Linked DNA regions of Homo sapiens: regions 2 and 3 are each linked to region 1. A link is a loop called in an ENCODE intact Hi-C map of the cell type or tissue named here. Cell type or tissue: heart left ventricle. All regions are shown on one strand.

The links. Hi-C counts contacts between places; a loop is a spot of excess contacts. Peaks named below come from ENCODE experiments on the same cell type or tissue, not always from the same donor. Only the 100,000 strongest peaks of a DNase experiment are listed, where the experiment ranks them.
Region 2: a loop joins it to region 1, with 9 times the contacts of the local background. A loop is called at or near these places in 94 of 110 quality-filtered maps.
Region 3: a loop joins it to region 1, with 7 times the contacts of the local background. A loop is called at or near these places in 98 of 110 quality-filtered maps.

Annotation. Positions count from the first base shown.
Region 1 is chr9:126,397,689-126,400,188 of GRCh38, forward strand. The region is part of intron 6 of MVB12B (multivesicular body subunit 12B); the gene reads left to right. Among named protein-coding and RNA genes, the nearest start is that of NRON, 12 kb to the right of the region's middle. RefSeq lists a silencer at 881-940. In heart left ventricle, no CTCF peak of the experiment used is centred here; a DNase peak (open chromatin) is centred at 993.
Region 2 is chr9:126,300,717-126,303,216 of GRCh38, forward strand. No RefSeq gene overlaps it. Among named protein-coding and RNA genes, the nearest start is that of MVB12B, 25 kb to the right of the region's middle. In heart left ventricle, CTCF peaks have their summits at 1,479 (motif pointing right) and 1,678; a DNase peak (open chromatin) is centred at 1,498.
Region 3 is chr9:126,316,489-126,318,988 of GRCh38, forward strand. No RefSeq gene overlaps it. Among named protein-coding and RNA genes, the nearest start is that of MVB12B, 9.1 kb to the right of the region's middle. In heart left ventricle, a CTCF peak has its summit at 1,242 (motif pointing right); no DNase peak of the experiment used is centred here.

The sequences.
Region 1 (2,500 bases):
TCCATCAGGGTTTTTTGGTTTTTGTGGGGTTTTTTTGTGTGTTGTTTTCCTATCCAGTATCTTTGATTTATTTTAAAATGAAATGTTGATTATTCATTCAAATTTTCCATTGAAGACCTAGGAAAGGATGAGTATGCTGTTTTATTCCTTGAGGCTTCAGGTCTCTACACTCTCCAGAGGAGGAATCTGATCACCTCCCCTCTGGTGGGGAGCAGTGGCTGGGGCTTGTGCTCCGAGTGCTGGGGGTCTACCAGGAGCCTATAGGGTAAGGCAGGCCCCTCAGTGGGGCCTGCAGGGCTGCACACCAGCTCCGGGATTTCCTGTCTTCCCTTTCCCAGCCAGAGCCCCAGACATTAACGTGCGCTGGCAGCCTCCTCCTCCCCTGGCTTCTGCGCCTTTGCTCCCGGTGCTCCCTGCACATGAGGTGTGTTTGACAGGTCTCAGCGCAGAGGACTTCTCTCCCGGGAAGCCCTCCCAGAGGCTCCTGGGCTGGGCCTGTGCTGGGTCTTCTTCTGTGAGCGCTTCCGGGGCATCTCGAGCCCGTGTGGTGGTGAGGGCATGTGGTGAGCCTCCGAGGAGCTCCCCAGCGCCTACCTGAATCCAGGCACGAATTCAGTTTCACCATAAATGCGTCCCTGGCAACCCCTCCAGACTACTCCCTGGTCCCTGAGCACTGCGCGGGTCTTTTCCTATGGCGAGAGTAATCCAGGCTTGTAGAAAATTGGCAGAATGTAGAAAGTATGAAAAAACAGGAATTCCATTTCCCACGAGCAGATGCTTATAACCTTTTGTTATATTTCCCTCAAGTCTTTTTCTTGTGTACTTTTTACATAGGTGATATCATATCGTGTAATAGCAAGTCTGCATCTTGCTACTCTTTTCTCAGGTAGCCTTAACCATAAACCTGAGAACCACGTCCAGTGCGGTCTTTGTGTGGCGTGGATCGGGCCTCTGGGAGCGCGGTGACGCAGCGCCCTCTACTGCCCAGCCGTGGCGGTGGCGGGGAATGCGGTTCTGAGCCGGAGCTAGTGGCAGGCTCTTTCGCCGCAGAGCCCTGGCCCAGGCCAGCCAGGAGGACCTAGGAAGCGGTGGGTCACAGATCTTGCTGCCTTCTTGAGTCTGTATTCCTCTCCAAAGCCAAAACCATGTGCTCCGCCTCCATTTCTTGTGTCATCGCTCAGATTTCAAAGAATTTCCTGCCATTTTTTGGAATGCCGTTCATTCCCAGCTTTACTTCAGACAAAGGTGGATCTTTGCACCGTCTGTAGGCCATCACCTGAGGACCTCGTGGTTCTAGCAGCACTGCCTTCTCTGTCCAAAAGCAGGAACTGCCTCTAGAAGCAGGAGCTTCCCGCAGAAGCTCCGTTATTGCAGAAAATGCTGTGGTGTCACCGGCTTTGGAGTTGTCCTTTTGGAGCAGGCAGGTCCCCAGGGAGAGGGATGCTCCTGGGCTGTATCCAGTGAGTTGGTGGCTAAGGTGGTAGAAGGTAGCTTGGCAGAGCTCCTCTCCCTCATACAGTGATGCTTCATCTCACATACAGACATCGCCACACACATCTCTTGACTGTCTTCTAGTGAAGAAGGGCAGCCACTTCTTCTGGGACCCAGAGCCTCTCCATATCTCTGGCCGCAGGCGCTCCATCCCCTGCCTGCCTATGTCATGCACGTCGATCAACAGGAGAGAGCTGGCCTGGGGACGGAGGCACAGTCCCATCTCTGTGGCCCTCTTTGGGGCTGGGCCCAGCTTTGTGAGTCAGCCTTGGGCATGTGATCAGATGGTGGGGTTTCTGATTCAGCTCTGTGATGCTGTCTGGGGCAGGGGGCCAAGAGAGGAAACACCTTCCTGGCCTCTATCAGAGCAGCCCCTCCACCGTCTGTCACATGCAGGGCGTCACCTGTTTCTGCTGGGAAGAAGAGGTTCCGCTGCTGCTGGGACAGAGGTTGGGAAGAGCCCCAGGAGGCAGGTGGGCTCACAACCGCTGGAGCACCAGAAGTCCCCAGTGTGATAAGGGAATGGCTCTGTGTCGACCCAGGAGGAGTCCCCTGGTGGGCTGCAGCCCTCTAGCTCAGCAAGCAGCAGAACCATGGCTTGATAAAGACATCAGAGGCATGCTTATCAAATTTGCAGATGATGCAGAGTCATTAGGGTGAGCTGACGTGCTGAATGATAGAATCAATACTCTGCATCTCCTCTACAGCCAGAACAACCTGCTGGAGCCATGGGAGGCGATGGGCGCAGGCGGAGAGGGCCCCCGAGGTTCAAAAATCCATCACACAGGAGCCAAACTGAGGCCTGGCTTAGCAGCTAAGTGTGTGAAATGGCGGGGGTCGGAGCGTGGGTGTGTGGAGTACAGCCTGGTGTGCACAGCGGGAGGCCCTGAGTGGAGTCCTGCTCCTGGGGCGTGTGCACTGCCTCACACCACCAGGCAGAGGTTACCCAAATCCAGTGTCAAGTTTGAGGAATCCAGTTTGGAGCTGAGTAGAGACAGGCCAGCCTGCT
Region 2 (2,500 bases), 97 kb before region 1:
CCTGATTTCAGAATTTCTCCAGTGCTCTGACTGCCATGTGTCTCCCATTCTGGTCCCTTCGAATAGAAGTGTTTAACTGAGATTGCCCTGTTCCATTTCACCACAGCATATTGAGTCTGTGGGTGGGAGGTAGCCGGTCTTTTTGGTTCATAGATCTCTGAACCAAAATGAGCCAGTTATTTCCTCTCCCTAATGAGTTTCAACTTGATCACAAGATCACACAAGATCCTGGACTTTGGGCTTCAGCCTGAACTAGTGGCTGGATGGAACTTTGGATTGCTTGCCTGGAGGTGAACATGTTCTACATGTAGGAGGTAGAGGGAATTGAACATGTGGTGACCAGAAGAACAGGGCCAATCCAGATTTTTTTTGGCCACTAATGCCCTAGCCCATTGAAGTCAGTCTTCGCCACGTAACTCACTTTGACCAACAAAATGTGAGTAGAAGTGACATGTCACTCTAAGCAGAAACTGCTAGAGTCAATTTGTATTTGGCCACATTTTCACATTTTCTTTCCTACTAAAACAACAAACACAACCAGCAATGGTCCAGACAGAGAATGCTCCAGCGGCCTGGATTCTGGAAGAAAAAAAGTGAATTGCCAAACCCTAGCCAACTTGACCTGGACAGTAGCATGAGTGAGAAATAGACACTGTAAGATCCTGGGATTTTGTTACTGCAACATAGCTTGGCTTATCCTGACTGACCCAATCACTCAACACAGAGCCTGGCTCAAAATAGGTGTCATCACGACTTTTTTCCTATCTCTCGAAAGCCAGATAATCATATTAAAATTCCTGGAGACACACATAAAGTATGAGTTTGGTTTGGTAAATAATTAAATGGAACTAGAGTGAAGCCTACATGGAGGGGAGTAGTTAACAATAAAAGTGAGAAACTGAGGCTGGGTATGGTGGCTCATGCTTGTAATCCCAGCACTTTGGGAGGCTGAAGTGCGCTGACTGCTTGAGGCCAGAAGTTCGAGACCAGCTTAGGCAACAAAGTAACACTCTGTCTCTACAAAAAAAAAATATATATATATATATATATTATATATATATATATATATAAATTAGCTAGGAGAGGTGGCATGCACCTATAGTCCCAGGTACTGAGGAGGCTGAGGTGGGAGGATCACTTGAGTCCAGGAATTCAAGGCCACAGTGAGCTATGATCACACCATTGCACTCCAGCCTGGGCAACAGAGACAGGCCTCCTCTCTAGAAAATAAAAATAAAGCGAGAAACAGAGGCCAGATTATCAAGGACTTGCAATAGAAGCCATATGTTTGGCTGAACTTATTTTGTAAAGGGTACAAATAAAATCACCTTTACAATTCCAATGTTAATTTCCCTATCAGAAGAAAGAGTATCTTTCTTACCCTCTCACACCAAGTTAAATCTGAGATCCCCAACAGGAGTCAGTTGAGGTTACTGCTATCTCACAGAGAGGAGCAGAAAATCCAATCTGTCCACCAGAGGGAGGGCCTGTGTTCCTGGCTGCTGGCTTCTCTGCCTTTCAGTGTCACAGCTGAAAACAGACCCGCCCAAAACAAGCAGCATAAAAGAAACAATTGATAGACCTCCCCACGCTAAAATGTAACACTTCTAAATGACCTAAATGACCGCAGACACCATAAACAAGCTAAAAACAAGCTATAACCTGGGAGAAAATATTTGCAATTTATATAACAGATAAGGGATTAGCATCCAGAATATATAAAGAATTCTAGCAAATCAATAAGAAAAAGACAAATGGCCCAATAGAACACTCAGCAAATGATAAAAAACAGTCGATTTATAGAAAAGGAAATTCAAATGGCCAATAAACTTGAAGAATGTTCAATTTCACTAGTAATCAAGGAAATAAAACATTAAGTGACTTTGAACTATATTTCACTCATCAGATTGGAAAAAAGAAATTAAAGCATTAAAGCTTGATATGAAATGTTAGTGAGAGTGTGTGGAATTCGGGACTCTTGGATCCTGCTGGTCACAATGGAAATTCGTATCACCACTTTGAAGAACAAGAAATCCACTTGCCAGTATCTCCTCTGGAGATAATGTTTGCACATGTACACAAGGAGACCTCTGTGAGGGTTTTTACTGAAGTACTTTCCATAAGAATAAAAAACTGGAGACAGCCCAAATGTCTATCAACAGGGAATTTGCTCAATAAACCATAGCATGGCCCTACTATGAAGTATTATGCAACCATTTAAAAGAATGGGGTAAATCTATGACATCACCTGGAGAGATATTGTTGGGCAAATAAAGCAAGAGTCAAATACTTAGAGTAGTACCTTTTATGTAGAGACAAAGAGGACGAGAAAAACAGAAACACCCAAAGTAAGTTTTTAAAATTTTATATGAGTATGGATGCATAAAAAATACTTGAAACAATGATTCAAAAGGAAATACGAGTAGCAATCTCTGAGACTTCGGGAAAGGACTTTGTGTGGTGGTGGTGGTGGTGGTGGTGGTTATGGTTGAGAGAGTGG
Region 3 (2,500 bases), 81 kb before region 1:
TAATTGCCAAAACCTGGAAACAATCAAGAAGCCCTTCAGTCAGTGAATGAATAAACTGTGATACATCCAGTCAATGGAATATTGTTCAGCCCTAAAAAGAAATGAGCTATCAAGCCATGAAAAGACATGAAGGAAACTTAAATGCATATCACTAAGTGAAAGCAGGCAATCTGAAGAGGCTACATACGTATTGTTGCCAGCATTGAATCCATATCTGTACAGGTCTGCAGCAACCTCAATTCTTGCCTCTTCAGAAGAAAGAACTCAACTGAGGGGCATAAGGCAGAAGCAGAGACCGAGGCAAGTTTTAGAACAGGAGTGAAAGTTTATTAGAAAGCTTTAGAACAGGAATAAAAGGCAGTAAAGTACACTTGGAAAAGGACCAAGCAGGCGACTTCAGAGATCAAGTGTGCGGTTTGGCCTTTTGACTTGGGGTTTTATACGTGTGCGTATTTTCAGGGTCTTGCTTCTCTTATCCCCTGATTCTTCCGTTGGGTGGGCTGTCCACATGCACAGTGGCCTGCTAGCGCTTGGGAGGGGAGCATGCGCACTGTGTTTACTGGAGTTGTACTTATGCTCACTCGAGACATTCCTCCCTTACCAGTCTAGCATTCCTAGAGGAAGATCATTTACCAGTTAAACTCCACCATTTTGCCTCTTAATGCTTATGCTTGAGCCCACTCGCCCAACTCCTGAGATCTTATTTGGAAGCTGCTGATCACCAGTTTCAGGTGTTCTCTGACTGTTAGAAGACTACCTTTCCCTAGCAACGGATGTTACCAATTATTATTTTACAGAGACAGTCAACAACCACCTGACCATCACCTGATTGTCACCTGACATTCCTGCTGTATGTGTGTGGGTGGGTGGGGGGGAACACTCTCCTGCCCTGCTCATGCCTGACCAGCTACCCACTGTAACAGTATGATTCCAACTAGATGATATTCTGGAAAAGGCAAAAAGGTGAAGACAGTAAAAAGGTCAGTGGTTGCCAAGGGTCAGGAGGGAGAGAGGAATGAACAGGCAGAACACAGGATTTTTAGGGCAGTGAAACTATTCTGTGTGATACGCTAGTGGTGGACATAAATCATTATACATTTTTTCAAACCCATAGAATGTATACCACAAGAATGAGCCCTAACGTAAACTATGGACTTTGGGTGACGATGCTGTTTTAACATAGGTTCATCTGTTGTAACAAATGTACCACTCTGGTGGTGGATGTTGACAGTGGGGAGGCACAAGGGGGCAGTAGGGTGGCAAGGGTGGCAAACCTCTGTACTTTCTGCTCAACATTACTGCGAACCTCAAACTGCTCTAAAAAATAGAGTCTATTAACAAAAAATAGTTAAGACCAAAAAAAAAAAATGTCATGGCAGAGAAATAGTCTGAAAGACCATATGTTTTTTACTTTTTTTAAAAAAAGAAAGCTTCCTGGAATGGGTGTGAATGTGAGGAAGGCTTGGAAGATAAAGCCAGAGGGTTTGGATACTAATTGTGGGATGGGGTGAGCTTGGGATGGGGCGAGCTGGAGATGGCACAGCCATGCTCCTTGAGTTCCAGAACCAACTGAGGTGGGGTTAGGGGCTAGTAGAGGAGATAAGCAAACAGAATCATAACACAGCTTTGGGCCAATACATGGGTTGATTTTCCCAGGACCACCCATTTTCTTGGCAACCTGTTCTTTCTGCAGGAGCAGCTGTGTTCTTTAATGACCCTGTCCCTCTAAATGGCCTTGATCAGGCCAGAGTGGTCACCTGGTCATAGCTAGGCCCATTGGAATCTTTTCCCAGGATTTTTAAAGTGAATCTTAGACAGCCAATTTTTATTTAGTGGTAGAAGCAATAAGAGGATATAAAACTGTCAGCAGTCTGATTCTGCCATGTGGAAGAAGAAGGTCTGTAATGAGAGAATGAAGCTGAGATAAAGGAAGCTCTGGGTTTCTGGTGTCAGTTCTTCCTGAGTACACCTGCAGCCCTAACCTTCCTGAGGTTTGCCTGGCCCAGGGAAGTGGGCACATAGATGTGATGCGATCCTGCCCTCTGTCCCAGTTTATTGGGTCTGGGGTAGTTCTGACCTTTACTGGGCCTGTCAGATCATCTCTCTGAAAGTCTGGAATTGGAGCTTAGAGATGCCTTGTCACTGTCTGCAGGCCACTGGGACTGATGTGATATAGACTGTGGGCTGAGAACACCATCATGGCAGCAATTGTTAGACTGTGGACAGGGAGGAGAAGAAGAGAAAAGTCGTTGTTAGAAAGGGCAAAAAACAAAGGCAGACACAGGGAAAAGGGGAAACAGGAGGAAACATAGCCCTGGAAGAGGCCTGGAAATGTGCCTGCCGTACGAGACTGCTTCCGTGAGAGAATCCCAGTTTGTTCCATGAATTCTGTTTTATGCCTAACTGGGTTTGAGAGCATTTCTGTTACGGAAAACCAAATGATCACTGAACAACATCTGAATCTCCCTACAGCCTGTGAATATCTTGAGGGCACAACTGA